Linked DNA regions of Mus musculus: regions 2, 3, 4, 5, 6 and 7 are each linked to region 1. The links are chromatin loops, found by intact Hi-C in ENCODE. Cell type or tissue: heart. All regions are shown on one strand.

What was found. Hi-C counts contacts between places; a loop is a spot of excess contacts. Peaks named below come from ENCODE experiments on the same cell type or tissue, not always from the same donor. Only the 100,000 strongest peaks of a DNase experiment are listed, where the experiment ranks them.
Region 2: a loop joins it to region 1, with 3 times the contacts of the local background. A loop is called at or near these places in 4 of 42 quality-filtered maps.
Region 3: a loop joins it to region 1, with 5 times the contacts of the local background. A loop is called at or near these places in 18 of 42 quality-filtered maps.
Region 4: a loop joins it to region 1, with 4 times the contacts of the local background. A loop is called at or near these places in 15 of 42 quality-filtered maps.
Region 5: a loop joins it to region 1, with 4 times the contacts of the local background. A loop is called at or near these places in 12 of 42 quality-filtered maps.
Region 6: it touches region 1 in a loop (2.8-fold over the local background); 5 of 42 quality-filtered maps call a loop at or near these places.
Region 7: it touches region 1 in a loop (2.4-fold over the local background); 2 of 42 quality-filtered maps call a loop at or near these places.

The regions. Positions count from the first base shown.
Region 1 is chr13:30,543,659-30,547,658 of GRCm38, reverse strand. Uqcrfs1 (ubiquinol-cytochrome c reductase, Rieske iron-sulfur polypeptide 1) reads left to right here and starts at 2,343. Exons shown (of 2, transcript NM_025710.2): 1 at 2,343-2,625. The coding sequence starts at 2,412. In heart, a CTCF peak has its summit at 2,471; a DNase peak (open chromatin) is centred at 2,288; H3K4me3 peaks cover 2,304 bases; H3K27ac peaks cover 1,566 bases.
Region 2 is chr13:29,855,788-29,859,787 of GRCm38, reverse strand. No RefSeq gene overlaps it. Among named protein-coding and RNA genes, the nearest start is that of Cdkal1, 2.1 kb to the right of the region's middle. In heart, a CTCF peak has its summit at 2,205 (motif pointing left); no DNase peak of the experiment used is centred here; H3K4me3 peaks cover 536 bases; H3K27ac peaks cover 152 bases.
Region 3 is chr13:30,270,942-30,274,941 of GRCm38, reverse strand. No RefSeq gene overlaps it. Among named protein-coding and RNA genes, the nearest start is that of Gm40863, 38 kb to the right of the region's middle. In heart, a CTCF peak has its summit at 2,487 (motif pointing left); no DNase peak of the experiment used is centred here.
Region 4 is chr13:30,091,333-30,095,332 of GRCm38, reverse strand. No RefSeq gene overlaps it. Among named protein-coding and RNA genes, the nearest start is that of Mboat1, 43 kb to the left of the region's middle. In heart, a CTCF peak has its summit at 2,105 (motif pointing left); no DNase peak of the experiment used is centred here.
Region 5 is chr13:30,983,699-30,987,698 of GRCm38, reverse strand. No RefSeq gene overlaps it. Among named protein-coding and RNA genes, the nearest start is that of Exoc2, 12 kb to the right of the region's middle. In heart, no CTCF peak of the experiment used is centred here; DNase peaks (open chromatin) are centred at 1,318, 1,408, 1,858 and 1,938; H3K4me3 peaks cover 1,376 bases; H3K27ac peaks cover 890 bases; H3K27me3 peaks cover 611 bases.
Region 6 is chr13:30,657,858-30,661,857 of GRCm38, reverse strand. It overlaps Dusp22 (dual specificity phosphatase 22), which reads right to left and starts at 1,799. Exons shown (of 7, transcript NM_001037955.4): 1 at 1,712-1,799. The coding sequence starts at 1,732. It overlaps Gm35158 (a long non-coding RNA gene), which reads left to right and starts at 1,815. Exons shown (of 3, transcript XR_382157.3): 1 at 1,815-2,407. In heart, a CTCF peak has its summit at 1,864; DNase peaks (open chromatin) are centred at 1,557 and 1,877; H3K4me3 peaks cover 1,644 bases; H3K27ac peaks cover 1,421 bases.
Region 7 is chr13:29,980,743-29,984,742 of GRCm38, reverse strand. The region is part of intron 1 of E2f3 (E2F transcription factor 3); the gene reads left to right. Among named protein-coding and RNA genes, the nearest start is that of E2f3, 3.3 kb to the left of the region's middle. In heart, CTCF peaks have their summits at 370 and 1,525; a DNase peak (open chromatin) is centred at 272; H3K4me3 peaks cover 2,235 bases; H3K27ac peaks cover 1,432 bases.

The DNA of each region.
Region 1 (4,000 bases):
CTGTCTTAATATTTAATCCCAAAGCAACATCACTAGGAGGTCAGGGTTTGAGGAGTTGACTGAGGGAACCTGTTCCCTTGTGTTGCTTCATCTTCTACCATGTATGGACACAGTATCCTTCCTACAGAGAACACAGCAATAGGACACCTTCTTTGAAGAAGGGAGTTGTACTGGTCAGCCAACTCTCCCTACTGGTGGTCCCTTCATCGTGGACTTCCAGTTTCCAGATCTATAAGAAGCTTTTTTTTTTTTTTTGATTCTTTGAAAATTATCCAGTCTCAAGAAATTTTAAAGAAAATGGCTGGTGAGATGGTTCAGCAGGTAAAGGTGGATGGTCTATCTGAGGTCTATCCTCAAGACCTGTGAGATAGGAGAGGACCGACTCCCACAAGGTGTCCCCTGACCTCCAAATGTACAGGATGGGACACTTGTGCCATGGTGTGTAGAGGACACAAATGCAAACACATATAAGTAACTAACTAGTCTTAGAAATTTAGTGATAGCAGCACAACCAAGATAGCAACAGTAGGAAAGGAACTTAGCAGGTTTCTGTTAGTTTTGAAAAGCAGGTGAACTGAACCCAAGTCAGAGGTCTGAAGCCCAAAGCTTGAAAACGTTTCAGTAAGATGCAATGGGCCATCCTGGCTCTTGTAGGAGAACTGGCCTCTGACATCCTCAAAAACTGATGACGAACAGACCTATGCCTGGCCCTGGCTCGTCCTTGTTGGGTGGTTTCTCAGCTGAGGCTGTCTGTCCAGGGCCAGCTCAGATGTATATGGTGTCATATGCATCTGGAAAGCTCCATGGTCCATCTCTTGTCAAGCACTGGCACCACCAGCAGCAGTTGGCATCTAGCTGGGGATTTGGTTCCATCATGAGACAGAGCCACAGGCAGGGGCAGTTTGGGGTGAAGACTTCCATCTGGAGATTCAGCTGAGAGAGAAAAGGTTAGATTGATCTCTGCCATGGTGGATATTCACTCCTGGTTCCTTAGGTGAGATCTACATGGAGTGCATGCTTCTCTGGGGTTATCCCAGGTCCTGTCCCTGTTCAGAACATAACTGAATGAAGTGACAGTGACAAGAAAGGACCCAGACTAGGCAGCAAGTATCCTCCCTGGCTAAGGACACCTGCAATCATTCCTCTGTGAGGGCCCGGATCTCCTGGGTGTTGTTTTACATTGCTGCTATAACAAACATAGTGTCTTAAAACAACACAACTACATTGTTTTACAATTCCAAAGGTTTAGAAACCAGCCAAGGTCCTAGAGTCCATGTATTATACAAGCATCATATCACAATCATGCCAGAGTGTGCAGTGCTTAAATTCTTAGTTTTTTTTTTTTACTGTTTTTTCTTTTTAAACCCTAAAAGAATAAACGAAGTATTTGGTATAGAGAAAGTTGTATGGATGAGAACTTCATTCTTTGAAAGTGAATGCCATCTCTAAACTCAATTGTCTGTGTGAACTTGAAATCAAGGTTTGTTCTACTTGGAAAAGTGGAGATTTTCAAGTGTAAGAGGGATTAACGTTTATTAGCACCTCACAGAGACTTTGTTAGTGGTGTAGTCAGAACTGAAAGAGAAGTTAGAAAGTTGGCAGTTTTCTCACTATGTGAAGGAGAGTAAGAGTCCCTCCCTTTTGTACTGCTGAACATCACTTGGGAAACCCCACTTGTTCAGAAACAAACAAACAAACAAACAAACAAAAACCCCTCAGGGGTCTACAATACTCCACTGCTTCCTGGCAATCTATGCAGAGCAAAGGGTCTAAGGACCAGGTCCTTCACTGGTAAAATGCTGGTATCAATAGTGTTATTTCATCAAGATCATAATTACAAATGAACAACGAAGGAAACTACCAAATCAAAAGCGTAGTAGATCATGAATAATCGTAAGCCACCGTTTTGTTTTGTTTTGTTTTGTTTTGTTTTTGTCAAACCTTGCATATAGGTTTCTGGCTCTTTTGTTGTAAGAAGATCAAAATCGTCTTGGCAAAAGACAAAAAGCGGTTGGTATTTATTCTAGGTGATAGGCGTTAGGAAGTAGTAGTAGCCTGTTGTTTTTTTTTTTCTCATGCCTCGGTCGTCCCCGATTTAAGGTTTTGCCCTAAATGAAGGATCTCAATCACGACCACAAGAAATCCCTCCCGACTTCGGTTTTCCTGGGGCAGGGCGACCGAGTCAGACACCAGAGTGTCTCCAGGCCCTGCCCTTTCCTGCCCGGGCCCCAACCTGCGCCCGAAGCCACGCCCCCAACGCGGCGTCCCTCCCGATTCGCTCAACCTTGCGAAACGCCCTTTCCGGCGTCGCGCTGACGTCACAAACCCTGCGCCTCCCGCTCCTCTTCGGGCCGTCGTTCGAACGAAAGGTCGTCCCTGTGACCGACGAGGTGGTTTGAGCAGCTGTCGCCATGTTGTCGGTCGCCGCCCGCTCGGGCCCGTTCGCGCCCGTCCTATCGGCCACTTCCCGCGGGGTGGCGGGCGCGCTGCGTCCTCTGCTGCAAGGCGCGGTGCCCGCCGCCTCGGAGCCACCTGTTCTGGATGTGAAGCGACCCTTCCTGTGCCGCGAGTCCCTGAGTGGCCAGGCCGCAGCCCGGCCTTTGGTGGCCACGGTGGGCCTGAACGGTGAGCCGGCTTCGGAGTACCCCGATCTCGTTCCCTGCGGCGGCGGAGGGCGGTGTGCTGGGATGTGGTGGGCCGGCCGCGGCTACCTTGGCAGGCCGAGCGCTCCCCGGAGCAGGCGGGCTCACGGTGACGGGATGCTCCCGTAGCTGCATCCCCCAGGAGTCAGGAGCCGGTCTGCACGTCAGTCTGGGTTCCCTCCTCAGGCTTCACTTGACTTTCTTGATTAAGATCGGCCTCCCTGTATCATGGCTAAGATACTGTTAGTTACAGGAATTTGACCTTGGGCAAGTTTCCTCGATGTTACCACAACTTTGTAGGGGTGTTGTGAGTCTTACACTAGAGAATTCTATGTAAAGCCATTGGTACGGTTTAGACGATAAGTGTTCAAAATAGAAATTGAAACAACCATGTAGGAAGTTGTCAGTGTACTGGTACAGTCGCTTTTCAGCATCTTAACTCCCTAGCAGCCCCATCCCTATAGACACAAAACCAGCCCTGTCAGTTCCACTGTAGGGGATCAGCAGTGGTTTCAGATACCAGGCTCTACGGCTTTCATAATCTTACTTAGTCGTGAAGGCGAGGCAGTCAGAAATGATACTTTTTTTTTTTTTTAATACAGAAAACAGAGGTGAAGTGACCCACACAGTGGGAATCTATGCAGTGCGGTCTCTTCCTAGTTTATCTAAGTCTGCTTCACATTCCCTTGTGACTTAAAAATCTAGAAAGCTTTCTGGTGTCTCCTGAAATGTGGGAAGCTGCACTGGGCTCGTTTGGTTTCTGCTCCGATAGTTGACTGACTCTTCACTTTTTCAAGTAGATTAAACCTTGATTTCAAGTTCACAGGGACCATTGAGTTTAGAAATATCATTCACTTTAAAAGAATGAAGATCGCATCCATATAGCTTTCTCCTCTATACCAAGCAAAGTAACATACTATGATTGTTCAGTGTATTACCTACTTGGCACTGCTTGGGGTTGAGTTTATGACCTTTCTACATGTCAACCAAATTGCCTTCTTAGACAGCTTTTCACTCTGCATTCATTCTAATCCTGCCTCTCTGTCTGTCTGTCCTGCCTCTCTTTGAGGCAGGGTCTCACTATGTATCCTAGGCTGTCCTCAGACTCAAGGTCTTCCTGACTGTCTTCCCAGAGCCACCATGGTTAGCTTTTCCTGCAGATTTTTAATGATCCCCACTGGGTTTGCTGTTTATCTCTATTTTAGCCATTAACCTTAATGTCAGGTCAGATTACAAAGTTTACTTTTGCTGATATCTTGATGTCATTATAGCATGTTGACACTCTCCTCTCTATTGTTGAGACTTCTGGCCTTGGTTTAAAGCGGTAGAATAATAGCTCCTTAGTTTTTGTCTCCCAT
Region 2 (4,000 bases), 690 kb after region 1:
TTTGGGAAAATTTTCAGAAGTGTGAAATGAGCTGGGTTTGGTGGTGAGTGTCTTTAACCTGTGGGCACTGGGAGGCAGACGCAGGCCAATCTCGGTGAGTTCAAGGCCAGCCTGGTCAACTTGGCAAGTTGTAGGACAGTCAGGACTATAGAGAGACCCTGTTTCAAAAAGAAAATAAAGAAGTTTGAAATAGGTCCCGGATAAAAAAATTGAGAAAATTAAATATAAAAATATTGGGAGAGAGAAGTAGTATTGAGAGTGTGTGGTAGGGAGTGGGGGAGGGTGTGTGGTAGGGAGTGGGGGAGGGTGTGTGGGAGGGAGTGGGGGAGGGTGTGTGGTAGGGAGTGGGGGAGGGTGTGTGGAGGGAGTGGGGGAGGGTGTGTGGGAGGGAGTGGGGGAGAGTGTGGAGGGAGTGGGGGAGGGTGTGTGGGAGGGAGTGGGGGAGGGAATGGGGAGGGAATGGGAGAGGGAATGGGGGAGGGTGTGTGGAGGGAGTGGGGGATTGGATTTTTTCAAAACACAAAATATTCATGTACGAATGAAATTCTCAAACAATAATTAAAAATTATATAAGTATGTGTGTGTGTGTGTGTGTGTGTGTGTGTGTGTGTGTGTGTATGCACGTGTGTTCATTCATGGCTGCTTGTCATACCTGTGTGGAGGTCATAGGTTAAAATACATCTAGATGTATCTCAAGTCATACAATTTAAGGAGACCAAGGATTTTCTATTATCCTCAATTTGAATGTCTTTAATATTTGGTAGGAAGGTGATTAGCTTTATGAGATTTCTTAAATGTATACCTCTGAGCACTTAGTATAAAATAACTCACCAATTGTGTTGGGGGTATGGGGAAGATGATTCTTCATCTTTCCTTTTTCCTCCCATATTTGCTCTACCTGCAGTCTCCCCTCCCCCTCATTTCTGCTCATGGAAATTTCACTCTTCTTCCTGAACGGCTTTGAACTCACAGTATAGACCAAGCTTGCCTTGAACTCACAAGATCCACCTACCTTTGCCTCTGGATTGCTGGGACTAAGGATTTAGCACTAGCAAGGCAGAGGCAGTGAGAGTTATATCTCTGTGAGTATGATGCCAGCCTGGTCTACATAGCAAATTATAGGCCACCCAGGGCTACACAGCACTCTATCAAATGAAAGAGAAGAAAGACAGAAAGAAAACAATAATATTCTCTTTCTCTCTCTCTCTCTCTCTCTCTCTCTCTCTCTCTCTCTCTCTCTCTCTCTCTCTCTCCCTCTCTCTCTCTCTGTTTTTCATTCATTCTTTATTTAGATCTTACTATGTAGCCTTGGCTGGACTGAATAAGGAGGTAGAGACATTGCTGCGTTTCATTCCCCCGAGCATTTAGAATAGTCCTTAGTATACCGAGTACATGTAGTAAAGATTACATAACTCAATTCATGTGAATAACAGATCTGTCATTACTATCAGTGTTTACAGCAGTGGGTGTTCAACCTGCGGCCTTAGGCATGTGAGAGTCCTAACACTAAGCTGTGTTCCTCACAAAACCAAATTTATTCTGTATTGTCATGTCCTTCTAAGGACAGAGAAAACATCATGTCTCCTGCTGATACTTATAAACCATGAGAGTATTATACAATAAATGTGAGTTATTATTTTAAATCATTGGGAGAATATCTAACAATAAGAATTTTAATATGTTGAGGTTCAGGCCTTGAGAAGTGAAGGCAGGAGGATCAGAACTTCTTAGCTACTCCTTCCCTCCCTCCCTCCCTCCTTCCCTCCTTCCCTCCTTCCCTCCTTCCCTCCTTCCCTCCTTCCCTCCTTCCCTCCTTCCCTCCTTCCCTCCTTCCCTCCTTCCCTCCTTCCCTCCTTCCCTCCTTCCCTCCTTCCCTCCTTCCCTCCTTCCCTCCCTCCCTCCCTCCCTCCCTCCCTCCCTGTCTGTCTTTCTGTCTGTCTGTCTTTCTGTCTGACTGTCTTTTTTTGTGGAGCTAGCATCAGATTCTTGCTTATGACAAAAGCCGAGGATTCTGGGCCTAGGTAAGTTACCTGCTCTACGGCAAGGGAATGTGGTGTTCTCATTGCTCTAGCAAGGGTTCCAGGTTTCAGGAGTCTGAAAAGAGAAATTTACTTACACACTTAGAGCAACGCCATTTATGTGACCTGCTAGAGCAAGCGAATAGCTGGTGCCAGAAGTTCAATACTCTGACCTCTAGTGGCTACTTTATAAGATGCCCTTCAGCATTCCTCCACAGACTGGAGGTGATTTCATGTCCCTGTCTAGCAGCATTTAAGAGCTTCAGCTCCTCCCTCTTACCCTATATTTTGAGGCACTCATTCACTAGAGGCAGCCTTTCTTTTGATGTTGCTACAGCATTCCTCCTGTTTTCTCTTTGTTCACACTATCACTCTTTCTTGTTGGGTTCATCCACTCTTGGGGGGAAAAAATCTTCCTTAAAAATTACTGTTGTGCTGGGCGGTGGTGGTACACACCTTTAATCCCAGCACTTGGGAGGAAGAGGCAGGTGGATTTCTGAGTTCGAGGCCAGCCTGGTCTACAAAGTGAGTTCCAGGACAGTCAGGGCTATACAGAGAAACCCTGTCTTGAAAAAAACCAAAAAACCAAACAACAACAACAGCAACAACAAAAAATTACTGTCATATAGTTTTCAGCCAGGGGAGCCTTATTCTGTCAAGTAATTTCTTATACAGGATCAATCTTCACAGTCCCTGTATCCAACATCGATTCTTATGTGCACCCCTTGTTTTGAAATTAGAGCTGGGTTTTGGTCACAGGCTGTGGAAAGTCAATGTAAATCACAGCACATTTAATGCCCAATCCCTACAGTTCACATCTACGTTTGTCCCATTCGCCTAAGAAATAGACTTATCTGTCTTAAGACTGTCGCTATTATGTCCATGCAATCTCTGCACAAACAATTCATATGCACTTTTTAAAGAGCGAATTAAACTCACACACATTGTGTCTCATGAAAAGTTATTGATTGGTTTAAATTCAATAGTACAACCGATAATTGCTAAAGTTATAAACTAAATCTGTTTTTAATTTTTTGTAATTTCTGGATTTATTATTCCTTTGTCCATTGGTTTTATTATTGCTAACATTTTCCCATTCAGTTTTCACTATGGAGACAAAAGCAAGAAAACAAACAACAACAACAAACCTAGGGTCAGGAGATGCAGCTTAGTGGTACAGTGCTTGCTTAGCATGCAGAAGTCCCTGGGTCCCAATACACAGACTGCTAAACCACTCATCCTTCAACAAAAATCTTCATCCCTTTGAAAACATAAAGATTTTGTTCCATATTTTTCACATCATTCCTTTCTTTTTGCTTTTTAAATATAAAGTTATGCATTACTGACAAAGAAAGTATAAAGGTTTCTTCTTATGTATTCTTATGGAATTATTAAATGAAACCTGACTACCTCGGCTGAATTGTCTCTGCAGAAGCAGAAATATAAGCCTACTGCAGTGGGCCACAACCGTAATCCCAGCAGTAGGAGGTAGATGTGGGCACGAGTTTGGTGTTAATTGACTTCTGTTATTCGATAGAACAACTATTATTTTAGTTATTCTTCTCTATAGAAGAGAAGGAAATTAGTTGGGCATGGTGGAGCATGCTTTTAATCCTAGAGATCTGGAGGTAAAGGCAGGTCGATCTGTGAGTTCGAGGCCAGTTCATTCCATATAATGAGTGACTGTGCAATTAAGGTTTTATAGAGAGATGCTGTCTCAAAAGAGATAGAGATGATAGATAGATAGATAGATAGATAGATAGATAGATAGAGGAGGGAACTGATAAAATGTAATGAATGTAATGAAAATGATTTACTCCGGAGGTAATTATTCTGGTAAGTATTTAAAGTCTCCAGTCCCTTTTTGTGAATAATGAGTAGTAATAATAAATGGCAAGATGTTTATGTTAATCTCTTAACTGTGCAGGACAAGTTATAAGGTTATAACTTAGCAGAAGTTAGTTGATAAGCTAACATAATGA
Region 3 (4,000 bases), 270 kb after region 1:
CAAAAAGGCCACCAACAGATTGGGAAAGGATCTTTACCTATCCCAAATCGGATAGGGGACTAATATCCAATATATACAAAGAACTCAAGAAGCTGGACTCCAGAAAATCAAATAACCCCATTAAAAAATGGGGCTCAGAGCTGAACAAAGAATTCTCACCTGAGGAATACCGAATGGCAGAGAAGCACCTGAAAAAATGTTCAACATCCTTAATCATCAGGGAAATGCAAATCAAAACAACACTGAGATTCCACTTCACTCCAGTCAGAATGGCAAAGATCAAAAACTCAGGCGACAGCAGATGCTGGCGAGGATGTGGAGAAAGGGGAACACTCCTCCATTGTTGGTGGGATTGCAAGCTTGTACAACCACTCTGGAAATCAGTCTGGCGGTTCCTCAGAAAATTGGACATAGTACTACCGGAGGATCCCGCAATACCTCTCCTGGGCATATATCCAGAAGATGTCCCAACCGGTAAGAAGAACACATGCTCCACTATGTTCATAGCAGCCTTGTTTATAATAGCCAGAAGCTGGAAAGAACCCAGATGCCCCTCAACAGAGGAATGGATACAGAAAATGTGGTACATTTACACAATGGAATACTACTCAGCTATTAAAAAATGAATTTATGAAATTCCTAGGCAAATGGATGGACCTGGAGGGTATCATCCTGAGTGAAGTAACCCAATCACAAAGGAACTCTCACAATATGTACTCACTGATAAGTGGATATTAGCCCAGAAACTTAGGATACCCAAGATATAAGATACAACTTGCCAAACGCATGAAATTCAAGAAGAATGAAGACCAAAGTGTGGACACTTTACCCTTTCTTAGAAATGGGAACAAAACACCCATAGAAGGAGTTACAGAGACAAAATTTGGAGCTGTGACGAAAGGATGGACCATCTAGTGATTGCCATATGCAGGGATCCATCTCATAATCAGCTTCCAAATGCTGACACCATTGCGTACACTAGCAAGATTTCGCTGAAAGGACCCAGATATAGCTCTCTCTTGTGAGACTATGCCGGGGCCTAGCAAACACAGAAGTGGATGATCACAGTCAGCTATTGGATGGGTCACACGGCCCCTAATGGAGGAGCTAGAGAAATTACCCAAGGAGCTAAAGGGAACTGCAACCCTATAGGTGGAACAACAATATGAACTAACCAGTACCCGGGAGCTCTTGTCTTTAGCTGCATATGTATCAAAAGATGGCCTAGTCGGCCATCACTGCAAAGAGAGGCCCATTGGACTTGCAAACTTTATATGCCCCAGTACAGGGGAACGCCAGGGCCAAAAAGGGGGAGTGGGTGGGTAGGGGATTGGGGGGGTGGGTATGGGGGACCTTTGGGATAGCATTGAAAATGTAAATGAGGAAAATACCTAATTAAAAAAATATATAAAGTTAAATGAAAACTCAAAAAAAAAAGGTTTTGAAAAATCTAAGCCTACAATTCTCTCTGTGCTCTTGATCGCAGATTCAATGTGACTAGACATTTCAAGGGCCTGCCGTCTGACTTCCCCTACAATGATGTACTATAACCTGGAGCCAAAATAAACTCCCCCCACAGTTGCTCGAGTTGGGATGTTCTATCACAGTAACAGAATGACACCAGGAAAATACATTTGCCATACAACCCAGTGATACTTCTAGATACCTACCTTCCAGAAATGAAAACAGGCTTTTACAAAAACATCTCCATACATGTTTACAGCAGCTATATTCACAGCTACTCAGATCAGAAAATACCACAAATGTCCAATCAGTCAATGAAAATCCAAACTAAGGAACTTGAGAAAATGCTCAGTAATCAAAAGGAAAGATGTACTGAGACACATTACTTGGGAAACTCTCAGAGCATCACGCTAAGTCCTGGGTCCTCACAGAAGATTAGGTGCAGTATAGCACTTGTGTCAGACTTTTGCAGACAGAGCTGTAGCAACCAGGGGAGGAAGTCCAATCCCACACAGGAGCACAGTCCCAGCAAGCCTTCAAGACAGGAAGCCCTACGTGACAACTGTGTCTCCCTGCTTGGCTCACACAGCAAAGCCTTTCCCCACCCCAAAACTTCTCAAAGACATCATCATATCTTTGGGGAAATATTTGTTTACAAACAGAGACACTCCCTGACATAACACTGGGGGAAATGAAAATATTGCATATTTTTTATTTAAAATACATTAAGGACCCACAAGATGCCTCAGCAGACAAAGAGGCTTGAAGCCCAGCGACTCTGCAGACCTGAGTTCAATCCCCATGACACACATGGAGGAAGTGCACAAGTTATCCTCTGACCTCCATATGCGTGTCTGAGCATATGAACACGTACACACAATTATTAATTACTTTATTAAATGTCCAATGTGTTTAGTACCTTTTACCACCATGCATCTGGAGGTAGCCACACACATAATGAGCTGTTTCCTTCATGGCTGAGTTTAGTGGGCGCTGCGGCTCACTACTGCCATCCAGTGTCTTGAGAGAGTATTGTGTTGCACATCTCTAACCCAGGAAAAGACCAGAGTGCAAAGAGCAGGTTCTACCAAATAATTATTAATTGCTCACCACCATAAAGTCAACATATCAGAAGTGAACCCATCTAAAATTGAAAGATCACTAGGAAAGAGCTATCAGACACATAACTAGTGGTCCTATGGCCCCCTGAGCCTGCCACAGCACTGGGCAGATAGGAGGAACTCAGTCTGTGTTGGTACAAGAGCAGTGAAAGCCACAGTTTCTAAAACCCTTCAGCCAGTCATGACGTGGTCTGAGGTGCTAATTTCCAAATAGTGAGCCAAACTATGACCATATCAGTCTGGTGAATAATTTCAGGGCACTGCTCATGACGGGTGCCCCATCTTCATTGCCTCCCAAAACACAAACAATTCAAATGCTCCCATGGACCCTTAGATGAACAAAATAGCCAATGTAATAAAAATCCGTTGATCATGCGGGCAGGCAGAGAGCATTGTCAGTAGTGGAGTGCATTGCTGTCTACACAAGGCTCCTAGTTGGGTAGCTGGTTTTTTGCAAAAACACAAAACGAAACAAGAACAAAGCGATGATGGCACTGGCTCCTTTTCCAGACACAGGATTCTCGGCCACTTTCCTCTACCTCTCCCCTCCACACCATAGACTGCTTCTTCTAACTCTGTTACTGGGCATCTAAATTGGACAATCCTACGACTGCAGCCTTCTAAAACCTTACAGAACCTGGGAATTTCCAAATCAGTTCCTATTCTTTTGGTTTGGTTGGTTTTTTGAAACAGGGTCTCTTGCAGCCCAGGCTGGACTCAATTTTGGGACGTAGCCACAGATGCTATTGAAGTTGATCTTCCCTCCGTCAGCTCCCAAGTGTGCTAACATTCTAGGTTTTATGTGGTGCTGGGATTGAATCCTTGTCTTCCTCACTCATTGAACCCAGGCCGATCTCCATCCTTAGCCCATGGGACAGTCCTTGATCCACATTAAAGAACATCTCTTCAGAGCTGCTTAAAACACTACAAACCTTCCTTCTGCTCAACTGCAATCTTGCATTTTGCAAATATTTTAGAATCCAGTGTTGTGCAGTTGTAGGTGCTGAATTTTTAACTTTGTCGCCCGCAGCACTGGCAGCTGAGGCCCCCTGATTCACAACCCTGGGCTTCATAGACATGGGCCCCAAACCTGGAGAGGAACACCCAAACAAAGAGGGGCTGACAGTCCCTCTGACTGTGTGCGTTTTGCCAGGAATATATGGGAATCCACAAGGCCAGTTCTCTCCCTGCACCCTAAGTCCTGAATGCAGTTTTTCCAATAATTTAATAACATTCACAGGGATATTAGATTAATTGGATTTTAATTCTGAATGGCTGTAAAAGTGGAGACATGAGTCACCAGCCTGTATTAATGAGAAGAGCTGTAAAGCTCTTCTCTGATAGGCACATGCAGCAGGGTTATAAATATTTCATATCCAATTAATCAAATTTTGTCCCCCATCACTGCTCTGAAA
Region 4 (4,000 bases), 450 kb after region 1:
GCAGCAATGAGGAAACATGAAAACCCAGTGGAGGACTCTGCTAAGAGAAAGGGTAAGAGAAGGCCCCACCAGCGATACCAAAAAAGTCAAAATCTCAAGATTGGAGAATGTGTGGGGTGTTGCAGAAACTAGAAATTCCAGGTGGGTTGGTTGTGTGCAGGACCAGCCAGGTTCTAAAGTCCGGAGCTCAGCGGCCTCTGTAGGCATGATCCCTGGAGATGGGAGCTGCTTTGCTTTGTTACAGCAGTGGGGGATTGAACCCAGGATTGGGGGCACTCTAGGCAGGAGCCCTGCCGCTATGCTAGATCCCCAGCCTGCCCTGTAAGCTTTGAGCAGAACAGCAGTAATAGCTGGCTTATATTTTAGGAGATACACATAGACTGTTGTGTCCAGAATACACAGGCTGCGGAGCTGGGAGGGCATATGTGGGAAGGTAGAGGTGCTATCAAAGACCTTGAGAGATGAATCTGGGATATATATTATGTTTTATATTATGATTCTTTCAGGATATTGAGAGTGGAAAAGGCTCTGTGCAGGGCACATAAAGAATGTGTTGGTAAGGAAAGATGAGGAGATGGCTCAGTGGTTCAAGGCTTACTGCTGTTGCGGAGGGACTAAGGTGAGAGCCTATGACCCAAGTCAGGCATCTCACAACCAATCACCTATCACTCCACCCCCAGGGACCAGATATCTCTGACTTCCGTGGGCATCGGCACTTCTAGGCACACACATTCACATAATTCAAAAAAAAAAAAAAAAACTGTAAAAGACTGTGGTGGTTGGTTCACAACACACAAGTGAACCACAGAAAACACATGCACAAATCAGATTAAATCGAAGTTCTTTCTTGAAATACAAAGCCATCAGTGTAGCTCCAACACATACTTAAAGGACCAAAGAAAGCCAGTGATCTATCATTCTAGTCCCAACTGTCCATCCAATGTCTCAGCTTGCTCTTTCTTCTCCCTTACTTTCTTTCCCCTTTCCTTTATTTTCTTTTTCTTTTTTCTTTTTTGGTGGTTATTGTTGATTGGATGAGGTTTGGGGGGTTTTTTTCTTCTTTCTTTCTTTCTTTCTTTTTCTTTTTCTTTTCTTTTTTTTTCTTTTTTTTCTTTTTTTTTGAGACAGGGTTTCTCTAAGTTGCCCTGGCTGTCCTAAAGCTTGCTTTGTAGAGCAGGCTAGCCTTGGATTCAGAGATCTGCCTCCCAAGTGCTGGGATTAAAAGTTGATGCCTCCATGCCTGGCATTTCTCATCTTTTTTTAAAGATACAGTAGTATGAAAAGTAAGAATGTGCTGTTTTGTTTGAAGCCTTTATAAGTAGAATGTGTAAACAAAAAAAAAATAGTAAAAAGGAAGAAAATGCAGGTGGAGGTGCACAGAGAGCAGGGCAGAGAAGTGCAGAGCATAGGAGTGCAGGATAGAGTAGGGAGGAGCGGGGCGGAGCTGAGCAGGGCAGTGGTGGAGGAGGGGGGGAGGAAATGGGGGGAAGGGTGGGGTGGAGTGGGGCACAGCAGAGCAGGACAGAGCAGAGCAGTGCTCCTACAGGTCCCTAGGATGAAGTTCACATGAACCTAGGGCTGGTGCTAAGTTGAAATGTATATGAGTTCCAGAAGAATTCCTAAAAGGTAACAAAAATTGTAACAAACAAGTGTAGAGAGCAAAGGCAATTTGACAGAGTAGGACTAGCCTTTCCAAGAAACATTGCTGAAACAGAGGAACAGGTAGCTGTGTGCAAAAGAAAAAGAAGTATCTAGATCAGTGGTTCTCAACCTAGGGGGTCCAATGACGTTTTCACAAGGGTCACACATCCGATACCCTGCATATTAGATATTTACATTATGATTCCTAACAGTAACAAAATAACACTTATGAAGTAGTGATGAAATAATTTTATGACTAGGGGGTCACCACAACATGAGGAGCTGTATTAAGGGTTGCAGCACTGGGTGGGTGAGAACCACTGATCTACAGGCTGTGAAGATGACCTGGCAGTTAAGAGCAGGAAGTGCTCTTGCAGAGGACTGCATTTCTCTTACCAGCACCTGCATCTAGTGGCTCACAACCTCCTTTAACTCCAACTCCTAGGTATTTGATGCCCTCTCCTGGTCTCCTCGGGTACTGCAAACATATAATTAATAAAATTTTAAATTACATTTAGAAAATTTGAATGCAACTAAGCTCACGCCTCACATTTTTTGGGATATGGACCACAGATCTAACTGTGAAATATGAGTGCATGCACTTCTGAAACTCTGAAGAAAACCTCGGTGGCTCTGTGTTTGCCAACAGTTAAGTAAACATGGTGCCAAAAAGATGCTCCATGAGAGAAAAAAATATATGCTAAGACAAAGAAGAATTAAATGGTATATTAGATTTGAGATGAATAAAATTGAAGACGCATCATGCTATAACTTGGGAATGCTGCTAAGTTGGAACTTAAGATTAAAAGGTGTTTCTAGAAATGTGTATATTAAGAGAAAAAGATGGTACAACAAGAATCTAACCTTCTAATTTAACATACTAGAATAAGAAGAGCAAACCTAAAATCTAAAACAAGCAGATGGAAGGAACTAATAAAGACTGGGGAAGAAAGTAATGACACAGAGGGTATGGAAATAGTAGAGAAAATTGGGCTGGAGAGATGGCTTAATGGGTAAAGTGCTTGCAAAACATGAGGACCTTAGTTCAAATCTTCAGAACCTACATCATGCTGGACACAGGAGAACAGGTCTCTGATCTCAGTGTTCCTAAGGGGAGATGAGTAACAAGGACAGGAGAATTCTAGCTCACCGGGAGTATGAGCAGGAGACTGTCTCAAACAAGGCAGAAGGTAAAGATTGATCCCTGAGCTGGTCCTCTGGCCTTCACATGTGCACTCATGGACATGATCCTCTCCCTCTCCCTCCCCATCTCCCCTCTCCCCTCTCCCCCTTTCCCTCTCCCCCTTCCCACTCTCCCCTCTCCCTCTCCCCTTCCCCCCCTCTTCCCCCTCCCCCTCCCCTCCCCCTTCCCCTTCCCCCCTTCTCTCCCCCTCCCCCTCCCTCCTCCCCTTCTCTCCCCCCCTCTCCCTCACACACACACACACACACACACACACACATATATATTCATACATGTTTACAGTGTACACACAATGATTTGAGAAAATAAATAAAACCAACAACTTATTCCTTGAATGTATCAAGAAATCTTAAGCTAAACTGACCAAAAAAAGGGTGAGGAATTAAGTAAATAGAATTAGACATTGAAAAAGAGAGCTACTACCATCTTCATAGCAATGAAAAGAATCATAATATATGAAAAAATCATGCAACTTAGATGAAAAAATTAGATTCCTAGGAAATAAACTGCCAGTGCTGACTCATGAAGAAATAGACAATTTGAGTAGACATGTAACATACAAGAAGACTCTGAATTTGTTATATCAAAAGCCTTTATAAAAAAAAATCACAAGTCCAGTTGACTTCAAAGTTGAAAATGTTGATTAACGAATGGTTATGTGCTTTATAAAGCTCCCCACCGCTCCAAAAATGAAGGAGCTCCTTCCCAAATTCATTCTGAGTTTAGTATTAATCTAATACCACCACGATGTCAAACAATATCATCATGGGGAGGGGAAACACATCAAAAAACTCAGAGACATGTCCTGAACATAGGTGCAAAAGTCCTCAACAAAATACAAGCAAATGAAATATGAAAAAAATGGTATGAAGTATTGTGCCTGCGGAGGTTGGAACAGACAATGTCTCCGAAGGATCACGTATCTAGATACCTGAGCCACAGATGGTGATGTTATCTGGGGAGGCTATGGGACCCTCAGGAGGTAGGGCCTTGTTGGAGGAAGTGCGTAGGTGAGAAGTGGGCTCTAGTCACCACGCATTCCCTGCTGAGATGAGGGTGGATTGTTCTGTCTTCATGATGAGCTGAATTGAACCTTCACATTCTTAAGTTATGTCTGCCAGGTGTTTTGTTTCAGCAAGAGCAGAAACTGGTAATGAA
Region 5 (4,000 bases), 440 kb before region 1:
ATCAACTTGTTACTCTCAGCCTTAACTTTCTCATGTATAATCAAAGATTTGGTTTACAGGTATCAAGGTCTCTTCCAGCTCTGACATGGAGACCAAACTTTTGCCTCATGGTTACTTGGAGTTGAGTGTGTGTGTGTGTGTGTGTGTGTGTGTGTGTGTGTGTGGTGTTGTTATTCATATGAGATGTGCTAGTGTAGTTTCTATATTTCTGAGAGCTCACCGAGCATGGTGCTTAGAGCCATTTGCTGGATAAATAAGTTAAATCCTATGGATAAAGTGTACACCTGGTGCTTATTTGTTAGATAACTTCCTAGAAATCGTTTCGATGATGTAATGTGACAGTGAAGGACACGGAGACAACAGGACACATAAAGAGAGGCAGTGAGGGAGGCAGGCCAGAGAGCCAAGGCTAAGGAGGCTGCCCCTGGCAGACTGTCTCACAGAGCTTAGTGGCCGAGCTCCTGGCTCACTGCAGGATACTAATCTTGGTCTGCCGGTGGCTCCAGACTCTACAACCTGCTACATCTAAAGGCACGCATGTTTGGAAATGAAACTATGTAAATGGGGAAGGCTCCACGCCCCCTTCCTTATTTTGTAAAGAACCAACTTAAAAACCACTAGAATTCAATGAGAGGAAGCGCTGCTGCGTTGTACAAAGATGAAATTCTGAATTTTACTGCAAAAAGGAAATGGTCGCCCTTCTGACCCAACAAAGCAGTTGATTTGCCAAGAAAATGTTATGAACTAAAAGAAGCCAGTTAAGAAGAAATGCACAGGGAGGGTTTGTTCTCATGCAGTCTGCGTGAGGAGACACATACCATTTTAAAGGCTTTCCCGCTATTACCACAGATTCACAGCATCGAAAGTCACACGAGTACAATGTACAACGTGAATGTCATACTTGACGCTCAGCTGAAGTAGGGCTTATTCTGGGTGCTTCTTGTCTGCCCCACACAATAACGGGTATGAGATTCCTAGCAGATTTTCCTTAACCGCAAGTGGGACTCAATTAGTTCATTTCTTGATTTAAAGGAAAAAACAAAAACAGCAAAAAATGCCAGACGGTGTCGATTTGCTTTTTGTTTATCAATTCCCTAAGGATGAAGATCAAAAAACGTTCGTTAGTCTAGTTATAGGTTTTAAAACCATTATCCCCACATAACTGGTAGGATTCATTCAAAAAAAATAAAATAAAATAGCTGTCTTGTGGAGGAAGGAGCACCACGCCACTGAAAAGCCATCCTCTCCTGACCAACTTCAGCACGGTGAGCTGGAAAATTGCAAAGGGTGGTGAAGTGAAACAGAAAGCAGGGCCGGATACAGAAGCAAAACCCTGGAGGGCCTGGGAAGAATCCAGGCCTTCAAAGCAGAGATTTGAACACTTCAGACAAATGCCACCAAGGAAAGGAGTTTCCAAAGCTGACTTCTCATTTTCGCAGGGATGTCAGATACCATTCCATCCCCTGCTGACTGCAGAAGTCTGGCAGACCCTGAGCGCAGCAACAGTCCTGCACCCTGCAGTCTAAAAACAGTGGCCTCCCAGGCTGCCTGCAGCATTTGGGTAAGCAGTAGCCAGGCGGGAAGAAACAACCAGATTTAAAGTCTGACACCTGAAATCAAAAGCTCTTTTACAATTTTTATCAACTGCCCGGGAACGTTGCTCTGTTTCCGTTTCGGGCGACTCACACAGGCCTGGCTGGCCCTAGTTTATGCTAGGATATAGGAAGTTCAGCGCTTCTTCCCAGCAAGCCAAGAAGTGTGGGCTAGGGTGAAAGGCACTGTCACAGCCTCCCACCCTCTCCTGTCCCCACTGCCCCTCCACGGCCTAGGGCGCCTTGGACGGATCGCATGCCATTTCCTGCATGCGGCTGCGGCACTAATTGAAAATTTGGGTGGCCTTGCTTATTTATTTTCCTGGAATGCGGCGGGTTATATTTTCATGGCATTTTCTCAGCAGTGCAAGCGGTTCAGTTTCAACTACAGCAAAAGAAGAAAAGCCAGTGCCGAGTCAGCTGTAGGCGCAGGAGACTGGCTCTGCGTTAGTCTGGCTTCAGCTGTTCCCGGAGACTGCAGAGCCCTCACTCGGTCCGCACGGATTCCTCTCCGCCTGGGGACTCGGTGACAGGCTCGTAGCCCTGCCAAACGCCAGCCAAAGAAGGAGCTGCCACCACTTAACAGCTCTTCATAAAACGCACGGGCCCTGATTTCTATCCGTTTAATATTAAGAAGCAGGGCTTATTTCAGCATCCTGTCCCGCTGAGGTTGGTACAAGTCATGGCACTACACACATTCTCCAAGCGTTTTTACTCAGGGACACAAAAGCTAACGGCAAAACTTTTTAATTTTCTCGAGCTGCCAAACCACGTTGTTCTAATAACCTACCATTGTGTGGATTGTGTATTGCGGGACAGTCAAAATGTCTCAGTGGAATTGTATAAAAACACAATTTTGGCAAAATTAAATTTACACATGTAGCTTAGAGAATTTAGACTTCACAGATGACTTTCGATTTCATCCTGTGGATGCGCATCTTTGGTTACTGCTAAATTAAAACTATGGAGAGAGGGTAAACTTTAAACATTTTGCATATATCTATTAAAAGAGAATTTCAGAGTGGCTGGGTGATCTCTATATATTTAATAGATTTGGTTACTGGAGAGAACTTCTTTAATTCGACTCTTCAAAGGAGAGCTTACGGAAGGGCAAATCAGGTCCCACTGTGTGTTCTAAGTAAACTGGATCTAGGTCCCTTTCTTAACCTCCGGAGGTTCCATCCCTTGACTTGGTTTCTGCTACCAGGTAATTGACAGGTTTACAGTGCCTGTGGATTCACCTCAAAAAGGACAAAATACGATCATTATACGAAGCAAGGGTCTCTTGGGGAACTAAAAGTAACTTCTTGAAAAATGTTGGCTCTTTTTATGAGAGATTAAAAAAAAAACTTCATCTGCACATTTTAATAAAAGTGTTATGAAATGAGTTATTTCTTATAGAAATAGCCTTAAGCTGTCAAAAATCATGCCTTTAGATAGAAATAAATGAAAATATAAAGATATTTGGATTCTGGAGTGAAAAGGCTTACTGTAATCCATAAATAGGATCTACTTTCAGTATAAACTTTTCTTTTTTCTTCTTTTGGGCTGAGGGTGAACCTTGTTTTCCTTACCTCCTATTTTTTCTCTCATAGTTAAAGAAGTTCATTTGGGGTGGGGGATCGTGGTTATGCAAATATTGCCTAGCAAACTGTTCTTTCTTTGACTATACATATACAGGCTGAATGACAATCATTTTTCACACAATATTGGTTATAAATTTGAAACTCATTATCTAAGATGTGCCCTACATATAATAATCACAATACCTTTTGTTTACATGGCTTTTCATAGACTATAACCTGCTAGGAGGCTAACCTGCTTAAAAGGTGTATTAAATTCAATAAAAAAAAATAAAGGAAAATGAGTTTATTATTTCTTTAAGGTAAACACTTTCAAAGTAGAATTAGCATGCGGCACAGGAAATGTATATATTTAATCTTAAATGGCTATTCAGAATAGCCAATCTAGTGAAGAATAAAATCATTAAATTCTCCCCCTTTTAGCAAATGGCTAGGAAAAACTCATTCATTGTGTAAAAGTGAATGTGTTTAATTTAAAAAGTAAACCACACCGTGGCAAATGCAGCACCTTTCTTTCTTTTTAATTTCTAAGTTATTATTATTATAATTATTGGTTTTTTCCCTCTCTCTTGCAGTAGTATGCTAAGCTTTGGCCTGACTATATTATTATATCATATTGTATTTTATAAAATAAATAGCTCTAAGGTTATGGTGTATTTAGAAGCCTAGGCTGTTGTAAATAAGTCTGAATAAATTGGACTTTTTACAGTGTTTACTATTTTTAAAAATACCCTAAAATAAAATTAATTTCTTTTTAGTATTTCCTATTAATCACATCTACTTTCCTGTGATCAATAAATTTTAGAATGTCTGAGGGGGTTCTCT
Region 6 (4,000 bases), 110 kb before region 1:
AAGTACCTAATGAGAATTTAAGACTCCACAGGGAAAAAAAAAAAAGGTATTGCATAAATAATTTATTTATTGGTTGCGTGTTAAAATACTTTAAATATTCTCAGTTTAATAATATTCTTTACATGGTGATCATCTGTTCTAACTCTTCAAAGAAATTTCACTAGGAAAATGTAAATGATGTATCTGGTTCACATTATATTTGTACTGAACAAGCAGTGTCCTACATTGAGGAGGTCTGTAACAGACTTCTTGGTCCTTTCTGCTGGCTTTCCTCCCTCTGTTCCCAAAAGCACTACACCTAACATATATTCAGTACAGACTGTAAGTATTGAACCACTGAACATCTACATTTCTCTGTCCGTATAGTTTTCCATCTCTACACTAGAAACTGTGTCTGTACAAGCTGGTTATGATAATAAAATAGTCAAGGAATCTACTATAAGAAGTAAATAGCACAATGTGGATATGAATACTGCCACCTTCGCTGAGAAGTATGAAAAGAATATCCCTTAGGCAATCAATCACTTGTATACCTAAACCCATTCTTTCAATTAGAATATAAAATACTAGAAACCAAATGCAGAAAGGGACAGTAAACAGTGGCGCCAACTAGAAATGTCAAGGGAAAGCAAGCAGAGTCTGTCAGCCCCAGGCGGACATCTTCAACCGGTCTAATTTTAAAAGCAGAAAGCTCAGAGCGATGACTGATCCCTGTGCTAATGGGAACATAATACAAGCATATATTCATGAGAGGGAGTTTGTTTCAAATTTGATCACTGGCGAAAATAATAATAATAATAATAATAATATAATAATAATAATAAAATAATAAAATCCTAGTCACCAACACACAAAAGTCACAACGCACAAAAACATGGAGACTGTGCAAGGAGCATGCAGGCTTCCATCAAAGACATGTTCGTTCCCTCCTCGGTCTTGGATCTCTGCCTCAATAATCATTCCCATGGAAGTAACTAAACCACTGCAGAGCCCCTCGCCACAAAGCAGAGACAAATGTGAAAGGGTGAAGAAAGAAGGGGAGAAAGCGAGCCACACCGTTAGAACCTATAAACATGATGGATAAAGTAAGTGGAGACAAGATGGGGGGTAACACCAGAAGCTAACCAAACCCAGGACCATTTAAAATACTTGTAGAAGTACTTGTCTTAGTCCTGGGCATCCAGAGCCTTAGTAAGATTTCTCTTTGAACCAGCAAGTTCCTTAACCTTGAGACTGACACAAATAGAACCCGGAGGACTGTCACCGCCAGATCATCCTCAATCTAGGGGGTAGGGGTGAGAAAACCGGCCCAGAAGGTTTGGGCCACCACAGGGGCAAAGAAAGAGTTTCTAGAAGGCCTTGCGGCCACAACAGCCAGCCAACAGGTTGCCCTAAGGAAGCCCCACAACCCAGGGTCAACCAGCTCCAGACACCGAAAGCCATGTCAGTTCTAGGGTTTCCGTGAACTTCCCCCACCAGAGTGGCTTATCTGTGCACGCGCACACAAATCTGGGGAAAAGAGGAAATTACAGAAGCCGCCCATCTGGCCCGGTTCACCAATGCTGTGGGTGGCAGACGTCAAGGGGCCCGGTCTCAGGGGAGGGAGACAGACCAGCTCCAGCATGGGTCCCCCGCTCTCAAAGGGGCACGCTGTGCGGGTCAGGGCTGCGGAGGCTGCAGAAAAGAGGGTGCGGCCGGGACCGGACGTTACCTGGCTCATCCCACTCCCCATGGCCGCGCCGGGCTCGCCGCTCCGCGCTCGCGGGAGGAGACCGGGCGCGCAGCCGGGCGGGCAGGCGGGCGGGGCAGCGGGAGGCGGCGCCAGGGCGGCGCTCGCTGCGCGCTCCACCCGGGACGCGGCATTACTGTCCGGCCGTGCGGACGTCGGGGACAGCGGCCCTCGCCCCCGCGGCCGGACGCCCAGCGCGCACGCGCTCGTGCTCGCGCATGAGCCCCAGCCTACAACCCTGCAGTTTGCGCACGCGCGCCGGGTGGGGGGTGGGGTGGACGGAGGCAGGCGCAGCGGTAGGGGGGTCCCCAAGTCCCTAAAGGCGGTTTCCCCTGGGGCTCCCTGGTGCCAGTTACGGGCAGTGTCTCAGGCCTTGACTCCCCTGTTAGAGGGGCTCCCCTGTCTGGGTTTTCTGAGCCAACAAGGCGGGGGATTCCTGTGGGCCCTGCCCCACCCAACTCAGACCGAGAAGGAGCATGCTCTGGGAAAGGTGGGCTAGGTGACTCACCTCTGCAGAGACGTGACCCTGGTCGAGGAGAGGAACCCAACTGTCTCTAAATGGTCTTTTTCAGGGCAGTGTGTTGCAATGACTACCCCCAGAAAGCCCCCACGTACCTGCACTGCGGTTTTGTCTAGCGTGTGCATGCATTCTAGCATGTGGGCCATCTATCATCCTTGGTAATTTTTTTTTCCCCGAGACATCTGTGTAGCCCTGGCCCTGGCTGTCCTGGAACTCACTTTGTAGACCAGGCTGGCCTCGAACTCAGAAATCCACCTGCCTCTGCCTCCCGAGTGCTGGGATTAAAGGTGTGCACCTGGGATTAAAGGTGTGCACCACCGTGCCTGGCTTATCCTTGGTAAAATTTTAATTTCCTTTATAGGCACTAAGACCTGGGGGTTTGAACATCCCTTTCACTTGGGTAACCCAAGACCCTCAGAAAACACAGATACTTAACATTACTATTTAAAACAGTAGCAAAATTACAGTTATGAAAATAATTACAGTTATGAAAATAATTTTATGGTTGGGGGTCACCAAGTTATGAGTAGCCATATTAAAGAGTCACAGCATTAGGAAGATTGAGAACCACTGAACTAAAGGTTTCTCATTTCCATTTTGTATTCTTGACAACGCCCTACACCCAGTAGATGCCAGTACTTGTTGAATGAAGATAATGCCATGTTTCAAGCCCAATTCTGCTGGCCTTAGATCACCCTCCCCCTTCCTGGAATCAGCCCCAGGGGCTGCTCTGTTTTTTCTTAGACATCCTAGGCTTGATCTTACACAGGGTCCTGTGTTACTGACATCTCAACGCCCAATTCTTTGCATAGCTTTTTTGAGGTCTTAGTACAAAGGTCATCTCCCCATAGATTCTTCTCTCAACTAAAGCATCCAGTTTATAAGATATACTCCAGGTACCTATGACATTACTGTGTCATATTTTTTTCATACACTTAGGATCAGAAATTATACTTAATTGCTTAATATTGACCTATCTCATAAGCTAATAACTTCCTGAAAGAGGTCTTTCTGTCTTATTCACTACTTAGTCATATGTCTTCTGGGGCAGAAGCTAGCATAACATAGACTAAACATATGCCAAAATAATTAATGGGGATCTTGGCTGAGAAACCAGTGGGGAGGTTCTAAAAACAAACAAACAAACAAACAAGCAAGCCAGCCAGAAAAAAAGAACTGCTGTTGAGCTGGCCTAGCTGGGAAAGTTACTCACTGCCAAGCCAGATGACCTGAATTTTGTCCCTGACAACCACACAGTGGAAAGAGAGAACCAAGTTTTGTAAGTTGTCCTCTGACCATAGTTATGAGTGCACACACACACACACCCTAATAGATAAATAAAAATAAATAGTAAACAAAAAATGTGAAGAAAAGTATTTAAAAATTTAGAGTGCTAATAAATATTTGGGAAGAGCTTGACTCTGTCTAGTATGGTTGCTCTCCCTGTACACTCGTGTCCTGGGCAATACAAGGCACTCCCCCCACCTTCCCTTCCCTCCCTCAGTGTGCACTTGCATTGTTTCCTCCCTGGGGGATGAGATTCTGGTCTACTTCTGCTCCTCCTCTTTACAGGACTGGTCCTGCACTATCACCCTCTCATCCTCTTCCTCCTAATCACATGGGAAACCTACCCCCTCCCCTCTGTACCATAGTGTCATTATGCAATTATGCCTGCTGCTTAGAATCAGCATAGTTAAGGGACTCTAGTAGGGAAATCCCATGGTCAGCTTCTATCCCCAACTCCTAGAAAG
Region 7 (4,000 bases), 560 kb after region 1:
GGTGGACGGGTATCGCGGTGGGGGAGGTGGAGCTGAGAGCCCCGGTGGGCCAGGGCTCGCGCTGTCTGCGACAAGGGGCCGGCGGGCGGGTGCTCCGGCCTGGGCGCATCTCCGCGGTGGCAGCGGCGGCGCCCGCGTGGCCGGAGCGCTGGGGCCTTGCTCTCCGGGCCCCGGGCCTGCCCTTGACCCGCCTCTCCCCTTGCCCCTTCCTTCCCCGCCCTGTCCCCCTCCCCGCCCCCCCGGCGACGGAGGGCGGGGGCAGCCGGGTTCCCGTCCCGCCGCCAGGATCTGTCCCTTCTCTCCGGGACCCGCCGGTGACGTTTCGCACACGTGCGCGGAGGACGCGCCTGTGACTGGGGAGGAGGCGGCGGCGGGAGGGGGCGCTGGAGGGGGAGAGGGGGCACCCACTTCCTCCTGCTCGCCGGCTCCCAGGCCTGGGACGGTCCCGGCGCCCTCGCACCCGGCACCGCCACCCTCCCTCTCCCGTCCCCACCCCCCCACGGCGCCCGCCCTCGCCCGGCGCCGCCGCTCCACTCGGCCTCGGGCCCCCTCTCCAGCCGGCCCCCCACCTCCCCCGGAGCCAGGCTGCTTTCGGAAATGCCCTTACAGCAGCAGGTTAGTGACCTGGACCGCGCGGGGGCCCGAGCCACCGCCGCGGGGACCCGGGATCCCCGGGGGGCCCGAGCCGGAGGGTAGGCGACGGAGCGGGGTTTTGGAGTGGGAACGGGGGGTTGGGTGCTTGAGGGAAATGAGTAAGCAAGAAAAATCTAACTAAGTAAATCCCCGGCCTCCGCTTCTAGGAGCCCCGGGGCGGGAGTGGCCGCCCCCGGGGTGGGTATAGTGTTTACGTGTGTTTCTTTTGGGGGGTGGATGGATGGGCAATTGAAACCCTGATGAGGGCTTCACGCCCGTGGCCGAGTTGAGCTGCTTTCTGTCTTGCTTCCCTTGTGCTGGAGGGGGAGGGGGCGGGTCAGAGGGTAGGGTGTCTGTGGGGTTCCCAGGCCACCCGCCACCCCCTCCCTTTGTCCCTGTAATTTATAAAGCGCCTTTGAGAGATGATTTAGGTCAGTATGCGGCTTTCCTTTTTGTTGCTACTAGAAAGAAGTGTGGCCCCGAGGTCTCCCTCTCTTCCTTTCTCTCCTGCATTCCTTCCTCCATGCCTTCTGTCTTCACCCTCGTGTTGTGCCTTGGCCCAGACCAGACTAGAACCCACCCGGACTCGGATACCTATGGTTGCATGATAATACCAGTCGAAGATCTCACCTAGTCTTAGGTCTAGGTGTGTTTGTTTCTGCACGATCAGTATTTTGCTGGGGTCTCTTAAGAAAGTCCGTACACATATATAGGACTTTGGGAAATGGGGTGGGTAGCGAAAGAATTAATTTTCTTAAATTTCTTTTCTGTTTATAATTTTCCCCTGGGTTGGATCTTGAGTGCTTTCCAGCCTAGAGATACTTACTAGGGATGTGTGATAGAGACAGTCCCAGTCAAAGAGGCTCATCCTTTTAGTGACTAGGGTCTGCCAGCAGGGGGGAAGCCGAGTACAGTACCTGCTTACACTGTGTACAGTATCCAGTGTGCTAGATTCTCAGGCACAGGATATATTCCATGCTTTCATTAGTGGTAAATACTTTTACGGACTTGATTAAACATGCTTGACCGTGCAGTGCAGCAAGCCCACTCCCCCTACACACTCGGTTCCTATATCATAAATAAGCTGGAACAACTGGCTATTGACACACTTCTTGGATCAGATTCAGATTTGCAGGGAAAGTTATTTTTGATAATAGGAAATTGTGAGGCTAGTAAATTGCTCTTTAAGAAATATCTTAGATTATTCATTGGACCAGCTCACCCAAGACTGTCTAACCAAATTTATATGTAGTTTACTGTAGTTAAGTACTTGAAGTATAAAATTATTGCCCTCACCACCTTCCATGTTATTTCTAAACTTTTATTGTCCTTCTAGCCATGAAGTTATTATTCCAGGAATATAGATTGAATTTGTATACTCAAAAATAATGTTTCATTATAGGAATATAAATGCCTCTTACACATATTCCGAAGTAGTTTTATGTAAGATTGTAATGTATGCTGAATCACTGGTTAATCTATGCTTCCAGAGCTGTATCTTGTGGGAGGGGTATGAAGTTTATCTCCCAGGTGCATACAAAGTCCTAAGCGTTGCAGGCAATGCTTGATTTGTTTATTATGTTTTTCTTGTCAGTGTTTCCGAAGGCTTCCAGTTAAGTCTTGGAATTTATTTGATTTTGTTTTTGAGGCAGGGTCTTTTATAGCCTTGAACCCCTGGTCTTCTTGCCTCAAGTGCCCAAGTTCTGAGATTTAAAACATGCATAGCCCTGTGTTTTAGAATTCTGTTGATATTTTCCCCTAAGCATGAAGATTGAGAAGGCATATGGAATGAACTAAGATAAGACTAAACATTCTATGTTCAAGAAGAGGTGGGGAATTCTTCAGGTGACAACAATTCTAGACCTATCTGTGTCTGCTTTTCAAGTTACATCTCTAGAGCATCTAAGAACTTGACAGTGAGTGGCTTGCCTTCTTGCTAACTGTAAGCCTCCTGGCTTGTTTACAAGTTGTCTGCTATTAGGCCAATAACTTTATCTGCCCAAATGGTTCCGTCTGTAAGGCAGGGCAATAATACTGAGACTTTCTTTTTTTAAGTCATGGTAATGAGTGTACAGTACTTAGCTCAAGGCCTGGCAAATAGTTAGCTGCCCCATAAAATTCGTATTTATGAATCAAGTATTTCTGTAACTCAGAAATGACTTAGATGCTGTTCCTCTGTTTACTGATGTGAGCAGAATGCTCATATGTTTTCTAAAGTGATATGTAATTTCATTCTTCCAGAAAATTGAGACTCTATCAGTGCAAGAGGCAGCCTATCATGTCAGATTTAATTTAATCCAGTCAGAGCAACCTGCTGATTATACTTTTTGAGAGAACCTTCGGTGCCTGGGAATTTCCTCTGAGATTGGAGGACTGGGGATGCAGTTTCAGCAGGGACTCTTTCCCACAACAACTTTGAGAGAAGAAAACGTGGGGCTCCTGTGGTTCTGTGTGCAGTAAGCCCGCTTCCACTGAGACATACGGTTGATGCCAAGTTGAGGCTGGAACAGAAGTTTTAGTCACTACATACCCCAAAATGGAACTTTTAATAAAATACAATGCCCAGACTTGGGCGGTACAAATAGCTCCCCTGTAGACAGTACTGAGTGGGCCACCCTAAGCATCCTTGGGAAAAAAGCACCTTTAACTTAGTCAAAGCACCCAAACCTGAGCACAGAAAAGGATGCGTGTGTGTATGTGTGTGTGTGTGTGTGTGTGTGTGTGTGTGTGTGCGCGCGCGCGTGTATTTTTCTAAATATCACCACCTTATATAATACTTGCAAGGACAGAGTCTGAGTTTAGCAGTGTGCTGTGTAAAGTTAACTTGGGAAAGGAATATACTCTGGGATTAGAAATAAGTATCAGCGCCTGGGAAGTGAAAGGAGAGCAAGAGAGGGACAAAAAGGGAGGGAGGATGGTAGGAGGTGTCTTAGAAATAAGCAGTAGTTTCTCCTTAGCTTTTCTGATTCGATCATCTCCAGTGAGAACACACACACAAACACACACACACACACACACACACACACACACATATATTTAATCCCTTTCCAATTGGCTTTTTTTCCCAACTTAACCCTGACTTATAAATAGTCTATATGACTGGCTGTAAGCATTGTCCCAAGCTAATCAACTCCCAAGTCTTTTCACTCATCTACTTTTAAATAATATTTTAATCAGGGTGGGGTAGAAATTGTTTACTTGGTTTACTGAGTCCCTCGAAGTCCACGAAGCTACCTGAAATAGCGCAAGGAGGAGAGATTCCAGTTCTTCCCATCCCCACCTGCCATGCTTAGAGGACCATCCCTAAGTTCTCTGGGGTACAAAGTATGTGGTCTGATGCACACGTTCATGGCTGTGAGCAGCTTTA